2 separate regions of the Homo sapiens genome follow, and region 2 is linked to region 1. A link is a contact called in ENCODE Hi-C or POLR2A ChIA-PET data. All regions are on one chromosome and are shown on one strand. The core of a region is the stretch at or near the end of the contact, and the rest is flanking DNA. Distances in the headings are between cores, read along the strand shown.

Region 1 (6,656 bases), core at 2,681-5,180:
GAAACTTGGAAATCATTCTTAGGGCTTTTTCTTTCTCTCTGCACCTTTGATGCAGTTAACAGGTCCTGTGGTTTCTACTTTCTGGATCTCTCTAAAGTCCACCTGTGTTCGTCCGTCCCCGTTATCATTGTCTCAGTACTAGTCACTAACACCTCTCCCTCAGCTAATTATAATATCCTACTAATTTGCACAGGATTTGCCAGTGGAGTGGATATGAAGTATGTGAGAAAGAGAGAACTCAGGGATCACTCCGAGGTTTTGGCCTGAGCAACTGAAAAAAAAAATTGACTTGTCACTTATTGAGCTGGTGAAGACAAGTATAAAAGTGGATGTGGGGCCGGGCGTGGTGGCTCACGCCTGTAATCCCAGCACGTTAGGAGGCCGAGGTGGGCAGATCACCTGAAGTCAGGAGTTCAAGACCAGCCTGGCCAACATGGAGAAACCCGTCTCTACTAAAAATACAAAAATTAGGCGGGTGCAGTGGCATGCGCCAGTAATCTTAGCTACTTGGAGGCTGAAGCAGGAGAATCACTTGAACCTGGGAGGCGGAGGTTGTGGTAAGTGGAGATTGAGCCATTGCACTTCCAGCCTGGGTGACAGAGTAAGACTCCATCACAAAAAAAAAAAAAGAAAAAAAAAGTGGATGTGGGCCACATTGTGTCACATTGCCATTTCTGGCTGATGGGAGGCTGAGAAAGTATCTGGCTGTATTAGTTTTGTATTAACATGTAATACAAATATATAATTACCACAAGCTTAGAAGCTTAACATAACATGCATTTATTATCTCACAGTTTCTGTCTAGATTTGTGTTAGCTCGGTTCTTTGCTTCAGGGTCTCATCAGGCTTCCACCAAGTTGTGTGGGCTGTGTTCCCATCTGGGTGCTCAACTGGAGAAGGGCCTGTTTCCAAGCTCAGTCTCACTGTTAGGAGAACTCATTTCCTCCTGCTTGTAGGATTGGACCTACAGAGTTTTTTGTTTTGTTTTGGTGCTGTTGGGCCGGAGGCTGTCCTAGAGGTTGCCTGGAGTTTACTGCCACATGGACCTCTCCATAGGCAGTTCAGAGAATGACAGCTTGCTTTGTCAAGGCCATTAGGAGTGCAAGAGTGAGTCTTCTAGCAAGATAGAGTCTTATATAATGTAACATAATCAAGGAAATGATATCCTGTTACTTTTTTTGTATTCTATTGGTTGGAAACAAGTCACAGTCCTCATCTCCATTCATGGGAAGGGATTACATAAACGTGTAAAATACTGGGAAGCAGGTAGAGCAGGAGGACTAGCTTAGAGTCTATCTGCCCAATAACTCTCGCAGTACCAGTATGGAAGGTGAGAAGGTAGAATGGGTTCTGGTCCTTAAGTTACCAAGGCTGAGTCAGTGGGTTCTCCTGCCAGAGACTGTTGATCTGTAATGATGATACAACTATGAAGAGAGGGTTAGAATTACTTTGCAGGGGTGCACAGTAGCAGCGCAGCTCATTGCCTGGTGGTTGTGACAGCAGTGTCCTGAGATTGTCCCTAAGGTTCAGTCTGTGGGGGCTCCTTGTTTCCTGCCAGCTACGTAAGCCTTTTTCTCCTATCTCTGTTCAGCTCTGTGATCCATTCTATGTAGCCTTCTAAGAAATTACCCCTTAGGCTTAAGATAGTCAGAGTTGTTTGTTATTTGTAACTAAGGATGTGACAGACCCTGTACATGTAGCTGGAATAATTATAATTAGTTGTCACCACATGGATTAATGGGAGAAGGAGAGGGAGGTAGAGGCCAGATTTGGATGGCCTTGCCAGCCATAGTAAGTTTACACTTCATCTTGAGATTCATTTAATTGCTTTTTTTTTTGAGATGGAATCTCGCTCTGTCGCCCAGGCTGGAGTTCAGTGGTGCGATCTTGGCTCACTGCCAGCTCCGCCTCCCGGGTTCACGCCATTCTCCTGCCTCAGCCTCCCGAGTAGCTGGGACTACAGGCGCCCGCCATCACGCCCAGCTAATTTTTTGTATTTTTAGCAGAGACAGGGTTTCACCGTGTTGGCCAGGATGGTCTTGATCTCCTGACCTCGTTATCCACCTGCCTTGGCCTCCCAAAGTGCTGGGATTACAGGAGTGAGCCACCGTGCCCGGCCTCATTTAACTGTTTTTTTTTTTTTTTTTTTTTTTTGAGACGGAGTCTTGCTCTGTCACCCAGGCTGGAGTGCGGTGGCACGATCTTGGCTCACTGCAAGCTCTGTCTCCCAGGTTCATGCAGTTCTCAGCCTCCTGAGTAGCTGGGACTACAGGCACCCACCACCACGCCTGGCTAATTTTTTTGTATTTTTAGTAGAGACGGGGTTTCACTGTGTTAGCCAGGATGGTCTCGATCTCCTGAATTCATGATCTGCCCGCCTTGGCCTCCCAAAGTGCTGGGATTATAGGCGTGAGCCACTGCACCCGGTCCATTTAATTGTTTTAAGCAAGCAAGTAACATATAGGAAGAGTCTTGTGAGGGCTTTTTGAAGGATGAGTTTAAAGACAATGAGACTGGCATAAGTGAACCCGTTGAAGGCTTTCTCAGTCAAGTAGGTGAGGGAAGATGAAACTTGAGGTGGTGCCAATGGGACGGAAAGAGGAGGCAGATTGGAGAAATAGTGAGGTTATAGAGGCAATAAGACTTGTTCATTTATTGGATGTGAGGAAAGGACAAGGAAGGAGTCCAGGATGATTTCCAGGTTTCTGGTTGAGGCAACTGGATGGGTGGTAAGGAACTGGGACAGGGAATAGAGGAGCAGGCTGGTGACAGGCCGTAGAGCACATTGGTTATGTGCATCCTCCCGGCCTCCCAGAAGGAATCCATCACTTTTTCCACTTTTATAGGTGTTTCCGCACTGTCTTTCTGTCCGGATCTGGCAGACCTGGGTTTGAGTCCTGGCTCTGGACTTATAAGCTGTGTGATGTTGAGCATATTATGTAATTTGAGCCTATTTCCTCAACTGTAAAATGGAAATACAACTTACTTCTTGTTTGTGTATGTCTGAATTGAATGCACAGTGTGTGGTATGCAGTGGGCACTCCATAGTGTTGGCTATTTTTATTACTCAGAAAGGGGTCAGGGAAGAGGCCCAGGACAAATGGGTGAAGGCTTTAAGCAAGGCTTCTAGGTCAAAAGAGGAAAAACACAACATGTGGCAGACCAGCTGAAGCCAGAGGGAGGCCAGAGCTGAGCTACCACCACATGTTGCTGAGCAGATGAGTCACTGCAGGCAGCAGGTCAGGCTACCCAGGCCACAGCAGACTGGGCTGGGCTCTACACGATGACTTCATTGTATGCCTTTTTTGTCCTCTCCTCCTCCCAGAAGGAATCCATCACTTTTTCCACTTTTATAGGCGTTTCCACACTGTCTTACTGTCCGGAAAGAGCAAACACGGTGGAAAGGGACAGAAGAGCCAGAATTCCGTCTAGTTTGATCACTGATTTGCTGGGTGACCTGGTGCATTTCACTTCGCCTCAGTCTCTTTATCTGTAATATGAGAATGCGCAGATTTGCCTCCTAAGTGTGATGTGAGAATTAGGTGAGAGTTGGCAGGCACTAAATAAAAAAGCATGCATTAGCCTTCTATTCATTAGTTGTGTTATTCTGTCTCCTTCCTGCTCCCGGCCCCTCTCTCCCTAGTTCTTTGAGGACACCGATCGACTCGAACTCATTTTTGGGTCCCCAGCACTGAGCTTGGCCCAGCAGTTTCATGAATGGATGAATGAAAGATTCAATGGGAGTCCGCAGCCGCTGACGGCGCGCCGAGAGCCCCGCTCGCTTCTGGTCCTCCGACTGCGCGCCAGGGCCACGGGCGGGTCCTTTGCGACCGTTCGCTGGCGCGTGCGCGGGAGGCGGCGCGCGGCCGGAGGTGGCGGGCGGGCTCCCGGTGCGCGCGCGTGAGGGGCGGGGCCGGCCGAAGGCTGGCTGTAGGCAGGCGGCTGAGCCGGCGGCGGGTGGCCTGCCCAACGTGTGCTGGGTGGGAGAAGGCGAGGCGTCAGCGATGCTGTCTCTTCCGTGAGGAGCGCAGAGGAGGTCGCGGCGCCGGAGGCCCCAGAAGGCTCGAAGGCGCCGCGGGCTGGGGTCGGTGGCTTAGGGAGCCCGTCCGGCCATGGTGGCCGCGGGTGGTGGTTGGCGCGGCTGCGCTGCGGCCCGGGGCAGTGCGGAGCCGGGACAGTCGCGGCGCTGACGCCCGCGGGCCCCAGCTGCAGATATGAAGCGGAGCCGCTGCCGCGACCGACCGCAGCCGCCGCCGCCCGACCGCCGGGAGGATGGAGTTCAGCGGGCAGCGGAGCTGTCTCAGTCTTTGCCGCCGCGCCGGCGAGCGCCGCCCGGGAGGCAGCGGCTGGAGGAGCGGACGGGCCCCGCGGGGCCCGAGGGCAAGGAGCAGGTAGGGCGGGTTGGGATCCGGGAGGGTGAACCTGAATGGAAGCCGTGGGGGAGGGGATCTTCGGCGGGAGGACCCGGGCTGGAGCTTTGGAGGGGTGGGGTCTGAGTAGTTCGCGGGGAGGAGTGGGAGGTCTGGGGAGGCCGAGAAATGGGGAGTGGAGAAATGGAAGTGGTGGCCTGGGGTTGTATTGGAAATGGGGGTGTAGAAGAATGAAAAATTGGTGCAAGAGATAGTCAGGGGTTCTGGATGGGGCGAAAGGACGCTGGAATGTGGGCTGAGTGTGTGAGCTGCAACGAGTAGGCTTACTAAAGAGGCGTTGAGGAGTTATCCATAGGAGTAAATAGAGTAAGATGTAAGTCAATTTGATGTAGTGTTATCCTGTTTTCTAGAGGTTGTCCTTAAAATTGTAAAAACGGATGACACTCCCAAGCATTCTCTGATTTGGCCATCATTATACTTTTGTACCAGTGTGTTCACAATCATTGTTAAGGCTCTCTTTACCAACCATCTATTTCACAAGAAAGCACTTGTGAAACACCTGCATGTGAGCAGTGTTAAGCCCAATTTTGTGAACAGAATTCGTAGATATATGGTTTGCCTGCTAGTTTTCCACTGAAAACACATTACTGGGAAAACACAGCAGCATACAAATATTCATGGAGTTTCTGAATGAACAGGATATGTTTATGTAATTTATTAGTCAAGAGTAGGTGTATTTATGAGTAGGGGATAAAGGTCAGTTTTATCAGGCAGGAGAAGCTGCCACTAGTAGCGGTAATAAGTTTAGTGAAAGGAGAATAAGTAATCCTTGGTCTTGTTGGATTTACAGAAAAATGTTCTGTAGTAATGAACTCTAGTGACAGCTTTCCTTTTGTTCAGCTCTATTCGGGATCCTACTGACTTCATCCATGAATGTTTTAAGACTTCTTATAGGTCTCTTACCTCTTTTCTCTCAGATAAATTAGCATTTTCCTTAGACATTTTTTTTTTTTTTTGAGACGAAGTCTCGCTCTGTCGCCCAGGGGAGAGTGCAGTGGCATTATTTCGGCTCACTGCAACCTCCACCTCCTGGGTTCAGCGATTCTCCTGCCTCAGCCTCCCGGCTAGCTGGGATTACAGGTGCCTACCACCATGTCCAGCTAATTTTTTTGTATTTTTAGCAGAGACAGGGTTTCACCATGTTGGCCAGGCTGGTCTGGAACTCTGACCTCAGGTAATCGGGATTACAGGCATGAGCCAGTGTGCCCGGCCCTTTAGACAGTTTAAAAATTATATACCATGCTAGGTAGCCCTTGGACTTTTCCCCCCTTTTGTTCTTCCACCTCTTATTCCCCACTGAGCCCTGAGGAGACTGCACCATTGACCATCTCTGCCCCGCTTCTAGCTGCTGAGCATTGTCCTCTTGCTGCAATTTACTCCCCCATGTGCCTAATACTTATCTTTTACATTCTCTGCAGTATCATCTAGTCAAAACTTGTACAATGAACTTCAAGTCCAGGTCCTTTCCTGTCTCAGTTTACCTGTCCAGTTGACCTTACTGCGTATTTCATGGTAGAGTTCAAGATTACTTGATTTTTCCCTCCTCTTTATTTTATGATTTTTGTGTTTTCTCATCCTTAGCTTCAGTCTCAGAGAAAAGTACTCATCCTCCTCTCCGAGGCTAATTTCTCTACTTATGTCCTTGATTTCATCCTCTTTTGTTTGCCTTAGACCCTTGTTACTCTCTTTGTTTTATATCACAAATAAAAACAAAACAACATAATTTCCCTGAATTGTGTAACCTACCCAAACTACTTTGTTATCTCTTCTTTGCTTCCCCAACAACCTTCTTGAAAAATGAGTTTGTATTCAGTGTCTTAGCTTCCTCACCTTGTATACATTTCTAATATGGTTTGGCTTCTTCACTTATGCTTTCCCAAAACTGATGTCTTTAAGGTCACCGAAAGCTTTTTTTGTGTGGGATTACTTTTTTATTGAGGTTTGACAAATCAAAGGTTCATTCAGTCCATGAAATATTACAGAATGAGTACCTGTATGATCACAACTCACATCAGGATGGAGAACATTCCCAGTACCCTAGAATGCTCCCTGTGCTTTCTCCTAGCACTACTCTTTTACAGATGTAACCTCCCTCACCACCTCTGTCACTATAGATTTGTTTTGAACTAATACTTCATATAAATGGAATCATAGTGTGTACTGTTTTGTGACCAGATTCTTTCATTCGGATCATGTCTTGAGACTCATCCATGTTGTTGCTTGTAG
Region 2 (6,656 bases), core at 1,881-4,380, 230 kb after region 1:
GGCCCTGGGGGTCCAGTGTGTGCTGTGCTCACTGCACCGACTCAGCCTTTGACCCTTATCCCCGCAGCAGAAAAAGGAGCTCCCTGTTCCGCAAGATCACCAAGCAAGCATCCCTGCTCCACACCAGCCGCAGCCTTTCTTCCCTTAACCGCTCCTTGTCATCAGGGGAGAGTGGGCCAGGCTCTCCCACACACAGCCACAGCCTTTCCCCCCGATCTCCCACTCAAGGCTACCGGGTGACCCCCGATGCTGTGCATTCAGGTACGAAGGGCTCCCTGCAGATCAGTGACAACCCCTGGGAAATAGGAAAGTTCCTAGGCCCTGTGTGCTTCTGACAGATCCCACTCTGAGTCTCTCATTTAGCCCACCCCCTGAAAGATCCTGTAGTCTTGGGGAGGAATTAATTGATGGGGAAGGGGGTAGCTTGGTTTCTGGGACATAACAGGGCTAAGCCCTGTCTTGCCCTTGAGTCACTTCTAACAGCTAACACTGCTCTGCTTTTGTCTGTCTGTCTGTCTGTCTCTGTACAAAGTGGGAGGGAATTCATCACAGAGCAGCTCCCCCAGCTCCAGCGTGCCCAGTTCCCCAGCCGGCTCTGGGCACACACGGCCCAGCTCCCTCCACGGTCTGGCACCCAAGCTCCAACGCCAGTACCGCTCTCCACGGCGCAAGTCAGCAGGCAGCATCCCACTGTCACCACTGGCCCACACCCCTTCTCCCCCACCCCCAACAGCTTCACCTCAGCGGTCCCCATCGCCCCTGTCTGGCCATGTAGCCCAGGCCTTTCCCACAAAGCTTCACTTGTCACCTCCCCTGGGCAGGCAACTCTCACGGCCCAAGAGTGCGGAGCCACCCCGTTCACCACTACTCAAGAGGGTGCAGTCGGCTGAGAAACTGGCAGCAGCACTTGCCGCCTCTGAGAAGAAGCTAGCCACTTCTCGCAAGCACAGCCTTGACCTGCCCCACTCTGAACTAAAGAAGGAACTGCCGCCCAGGGAAGTGAGCCCTCTGGAGGTAGTTGGAGCCAGGAGTGTGCTGTCTGGCAAGGGGGCCCTGCCAGGGAAGGGGGTGCTGCAGCCTGCTCCCTCACGGGCCCTAGGCACCCTCCGGCAGGACCGAGCCGAACGACGGGAGTCGCTGCAGAAGCAAGAAGCCATTCGTGAGGTGGACTCCTCAGAGGACGACACCGAGGAAGGGCCTGAGAACAGCCAGGGTGCACAGGAGCTGAGCTTGGCACCTCACCCAGAAGTGAGCCAGAGTGTGGCCCCTAAAGGAGCAGGAGAGAGTGGGGAAGAGGATCCTTTCCCGTCCAGAGACCCTAGGAGCCTGGGCCCAATGGTCCCAAGCCTATTGACAGGGATCACACTGGGGCCTCCCAGAATGGAAAGTCCCAGTGGTCCCCACAGGAGGCTCGGGAGCCCACAAGCCATTGAGGAGGCTGCCAGCTCCTCCTCAGCAGGCCCCAACCTAGGTCAGTCTGGAGCCACAGACCCCATCCCTCCTGAAGGTTGCTGGAAGGCCCAGCACCTCCACACCCAGGCACTAACAGCACTTTCTCCCAGCACTTCGGGACTCACCCCCACCAGCAGTTGCTCTCCTCCCAGCTCCACCTCTGGGAAGCTGAGCATGTGGTCCTGGAAATCCCTTATTGAGGGCCCAGACAGGGCATCCCCAAGCAGAAAGGCAACCATGGCAGGTGGGCTAGCCAACCTCCAGGATTTGGAAAACACAACTCCAGCCCAGCCTAAGAACCTGTCTCCCAGGGAGCAGGGGAAGACACAGCCACCTAGTGCCCCCAGACTGGCCCATCCATCTTATGAGGATCCCAGCCAGGGCTGGCTATGGGAGTCTGAGTGTGCACAAGCAGTGAAAGAGGATCCAGCCCTGAGCATCACCCAAGTGCCTGATGCCTCAGGTGACAGAAGGCAGGACGTTCCATGCCGAGGCTGCCCCCTCACCCAGAAGTCTGAGCCCAGCCTCAGGAGGGGCCAAGAACCAGGGGGCCATCAAAAGCATCGGGATTTGGCATTGGTTCCAGATGAGCTTTTAAAGCAAACATAGCAGTTGTTTGCCATTTCTTGCACTCAGACCTGTGTAATATATGCTCCTGGAAACCATCTTTATGTCTTTTGCTTGCTTGTTTTCCTTCGGTCAACCCACATGTAACTAGGTCCTGTGTTGCTGCTGGGAATATAGTGGTGAATAAAACAGTTTCCACCACCAGGGGAGGGCCACCTAACCCAGCTTGACTTCCCAAAGGCTTTGACATTTGAGCTCAAACATGAAGAATAGATGATAGGTAGTAGTTTGCTGGGTGTGGAAGAGTGGAGGTTGGCATAAGAAAGGCTGTCCAGGCAACGTTTAGCACATGCAGTATACCTGGCATAGTCAAGGAACCAAAGATAATTCAAAGTAGAAACGGGTCTGGCAAGTGAGGCAAGGGCCATGTCTAATGGTCTTCCAGGAGATTTGACTTCGTGAAGGTGATGGGGAACCAGAAAATACCATGTAGCAACTAAAATTCCTTCATAGATAAGGGCACTAAGACTTTGATGCCCATGGTAATACAGTAGCTTGGGTAGAACGGGGGTTAGAACGTAGGTCTCCCTTGGACTCCGGAACTCACATCTCTCCTAACTAGGATTGCCTCAGCCAGGAAATGAGGAGGGGAAGAAGTGAGAGAAGGCAAAGAGTTTAACTTTGGGTGCGTTTGAGATAAAAGAGAAGACAGAAGCAGCAACCAGCAGAGTCATAAAGTCTATGGGAGGAGTTTTAAAATGGACAGAGAAGTTAACGATAAATGCCGAGGTGAGGGCGAGATTAAAACAGCTGCCAGTCGTATTTAGTAACAAGCCCTTCATAATTGTAGCCAGTGAGCTCTTCCTGGGCTGTTGTAGGTAGAGGCCTCAGCACTGGAGGTGGATGGACATCGTGTGTGTAGCCCGCATTGAGTAGAACTTCATTTGATGGTAGTGTGGGAGGAAGGGGGAGGACATAAGTGGGACCAGTGCCAGGGGAGTCAGGAGGTGGCATCACAGGGCAGGCAGTGGGGCTTGGTAGAGCACCAAGGCTTTGTCTCCATAGTGATAGAGGACTTGAGAAACTGTCTTGCACTGGTTGCACTGATCGTCCCACAATCCAGTGCCTAGGTCTGAAGAAGACGTGTTAGGAGGCCTGAAGACGAAAATGCCTCTGGGCCATTGCCTGGGAAGGCTGTGGCCACCAGAGGGCGCACTGTATCCACAGTGGCAGAGCCCATTTATGCAGATATTTGGCCCCTCAGCCTTCTAGTCCTCTCCACTTCTTCATTCATTCACAGCGGACCCTGGGCTAATGTACCGGGACCTGGGCAGACAGATCACAGGTTGTGAGCTGGAGAATGGCAGGGGCATGGCTGAGGTAGCAAGTGCCCCGTGCATGTAGGGATCTGGTCAGAAGCACCATACCACAGGTGAAAAGGATGTTGGGAACTGCCCTCCTAGAGGGTTGGAAATGGGGATGGGAGGAGGAAGCAGAGATGCTAAACATCCTATACCACACTGGGCAACTGCCCCAAGTGTCAGTGGTGTTCCCCTTGAGAAACTGGTGGGATTATCCTGAGGGTAGTGAAGAGTTTCTAAAAGGTAACTTCAGGGAAGTGGTATTATCATTTGCTTTAGGAAGATCACTCGCTGCAGTATAGAGAGGCTGGAGTGGAGTGAGCGTACCACAGAGGATGTAGTGACCCATTTTGGTGGTCTGAACTAGAACAGCAACAGTGAGGAGGTAAGGAAGGAAAGGGTGGGAAGCTGGACATCTAGATTTGGGAGCCATCAGGAAGTAGAGGGCAATGAAAGCCACAGGAGATGAGGACTGTCCAGGGAACATACGCAGAATGAGGAAGAAGTCCCGAAATACTGGCACTAGCTGAGGGGGATAGAGCCAGTGAAAAGTTGAAGGTGGGGATTGAGATCCTGAATCAGGGAGAAGCCAGACCATCTAATTTTGTAATTCACCCTAAGATCAATGGAGACTTATTTAATGTTTTACATCGGTTCAGATTTGTATTTTGAAAAGATGACTGGTTGCTATAATGAGAATGGATCTGAGGGGGACAAGAATGGAAGAAGGGGGGCCTTCCAGGATGAAGGGTGCAGATGGTAGTGAAGCAGTGAAGTTAGAAGTGATGTTTTGATTGACACTTGGTGAAGGACTTTAGGTATGAAGCAGAGGGCTATCAAGGATGATGACTGACTACATTTTTGACTTATATAACCAGATGAATTGTATTTCCATTCACCGAAATAAGAAACAAGGAAGAGAACCAGGGCTAAGTAGTTCAGTGCTGCATTCCATACGCTAAATATGAAGTAGCTTCCAATAGAGGTCTGGGCAAATGAAATAAACAGATGTAATCAGCCTAGAGATGGTAGGTGGATTCATGGCTGTGGATAAAACTGCCAGGTAAAATGGCATTGAGAACTGAAGGAATCCAGGAGATGTAAAAGAACAGTCAGATGTCAGAAGAATATTAGATTAGTGAGTTGTGATAGAGTCCATGAAGGAGCTTTCCATGGACAGGATAGTTAACAGCGATGGTTATTGAAGGCATCAAGAAAAGCAGTTTCAAACAGTGGTGGAACCAGTACTGAAATATTTGAGATGGGGAAATAAGGAAATTTAAGACAGTTCTTTCCAAAGGCTTGGCTTTGAAGAGGAGAAAAGAGATAAAGGTATATGGGATGATTGAGTAGGGATTAGGGGAGTAGAATGAGAACCAACCAACCATGTTTAAGTGTCAGTGGAAATGATCCAGTTGAAGTAGAGAAAGAATTGATCTTAATCTTGGGAGATTCCTGAGGTGGAAGAAAATAGATTCCAAAATACATGTGGAAGGATTGACTTTAGTTGGAGGGGACTATTGTAATTTAACAGATGGGAGGGAGAATAGTTATGTAGATATAGATAAGGTTGTAGGTTTGGTGGTAGGAAGGTGAGGAAATTCATAGCCAATCATACTTTTTCTGACAAGTAAACAAGTTTGCTTTTTTGAGACAGAGTTTCGCTCTGTTGCCCAGGCTGGAGTGCAGTGGCACGGCCTCAGCTCACTGCAACCCCTGCATCCCAGGTTCAAGCAATTCTCATGCCTCAGCCTCCCGAGTAGCTGGGATTACAGGTGCATGCTACCACGCCCAGCTAATTTTTGTACTTTTAGTAGAGACGGGGTTTCACCACGTTGGCCAGGCTGTTCTCGAACTCCTGACCTCAGGTGATCCACCCGCCTCGGCCTCCCAAAGTGCTGGGATTACAGGCATGAGCCACCACGCCCAGCCCCAAGTAAACAAGTTTGAAGTGTCGGTGAGATACCCAGGAGCCCAGTGGAAACATCCAGCCAGCGGGTAGAGTTCAGAAGAAAGAACTGGGAAGGAGCTAGGAATTTGAGCATCCTAAACACAGAAGTGCGAACAACTCTGGGATTAGGAGAAATCCATAGTTCCTGGCAGTGGTCTTGGGATGCTGTGTAGCTAAAGTGTAGTGGGGAGAAAAGACATAGGCAAGGTCACTTAGAACAACAGGCTGTTCCCTGCCCAATCTGACTTATTTATAATTGAGTACACATGGGTGGGGCCTGAGACATGGATGAGCGCTGCAATATCCTATGCAACAAGAGGTTATCGCATGTTGGCTCATTACGTTCCCAGAATACAGGAAGCTCAACAGTGTGCCTTGGCAGGAGATGACAAGGGCCTGGGGCAATAAGAGGATAGATTATAAAGCTGGGCCCATTTCCCCCTCCCCCAGAGTAGAATGTGGAAACACTTCATTCTGGGCAGAAATATGAGAACCAATAAACAGCTTATTAGGAGTGGGCAGTGAGGTGTGGAGGAAATGGCATTCAGTTTTAATTTTCTCAGAGTCAGTATCTAAGACTTCTGTGTCTGTGTTCGGTGGACAGGACTCTGGCATCATGCCTAGTTGGAGTCAATGTCCTCCCCTAGGAAGAAAAGAGCCTCTGGCTGCCCCAGTACTAGTCTTTTGGTGCTTACTGGAGAGAAGGTTTGGAAGTTTCAAGGGCTGTTCAACACCTGAGTACTCTTCTCTCTTGACCCCCACTCTGCCCCCAGCCCACCCCTTCATAGCATGAAGACAAAAAATTACTTTATTGCAATGTCTTTATTGCATTACTGGAGCAAGTTGGCCAGACTGTCCCCTCTTGGGGAAGGTATTAAACAAAAAGACCAATAAGTATCTCCTCTCGCCTTTCCCCCTACCCTCCCCAACAATTGCACAGCAATGTCTGAACACATCTGGTGACAAGAACAATTTGTAAAGTGGTCTAGCAACTACATTATGAACTGTCCCATCACAAGACATACAGTTGGCTTTCTTGTGAGTCAGATATTTTTACGTAAACTACACGAATTTTCTTGGACACATCAAAGACAACAGAATAGATTTTTCACAAGTAACGGCACCAAAGTCACATGCTGGAATTTGTAAGGAAACGAGGTTGTTTGCCACAAGTGGCTGGAGCTAAAGCAGGTTTGAGCAGTTGGCAGCAGAGGGCCCAAGCAGGCCCCCTATCTGGACCCTCTGGTTTCTGAGGCCACTGAAGCCTCACAGAGGCCTACTCTGGGTTGTTAAATAGCAGCAGAGACCACCTTAGAAAACAGGAA

What was found. Hi-C counts contacts between places; a loop is a spot of excess contacts on that map. ChIA-PET counts read pairs that join two places held with the same protein, here RNA polymerase II (POLR2A). Pooled maps may share reads with other maps.
Region 2: a loop to region 1 is called in a pooled map, with 2.2 times the contacts of the local background. The contact joins the enhancer-like site here to the promoter of MAST2 in region 1. A Hi-C loop is called at or near these places in 1 of 168 maps with a recorded cell type or tissue (cardiac septum) and 4 of 50 pooled maps. POLR2A ChIA-PET finds 5 or more read pairs at or near these places in 3 of 52 experiments (OCI-LY7, activated CD4-positive, alpha-beta T cell and activated CD8-positive, alpha-beta memory T cell).

Annotation. Positions count from the first base shown.
Region 1 is chr1:45,799,682-45,806,337 of GRCh38, forward strand. MAST2 (microtubule associated serine/threonine kinase 2) reads left to right here and starts at 3,931. Exons shown (of 29, transcript NM_015112.3): 1 at 3,931-4,391. The coding sequence starts at 4,215. RefSeq lists a silencer at 3,759-4,198.
Region 2 is chr1:46,034,006-46,040,661 of GRCh38, forward strand. MAST2 (microtubule associated serine/threonine kinase 2) reads left to right here. Exons shown (of 29, transcript NM_015112.3): 28 at 68-261; 29 at 533-2,117. The coding sequence ends at 2,061. It overlaps P3R3URF-PIK3R3 (P3R3URF-PIK3R3 readthrough), which reads right to left. Exons shown (of 10, transcript NM_001303427.2): 10 at 6,135-6,656. PIK3R3 (phosphoinositide-3-kinase regulatory subunit 3) reads right to left here. Exons shown (of 10, transcript NM_003629.4): 10 at 6,135-6,656. Among named protein-coding and RNA genes, the nearest start is that of PIK3R3, 95 kb to the right of the region's middle. RefSeq lists enhancers at 2,958-3,459, 3,069-3,118. Within about 2 kb of position 3,131, at least 6 of the 41 ENCODE cell types and tissues checked have a DNase peak (open chromatin) inside an H3K27ac peak, as active enhancers do.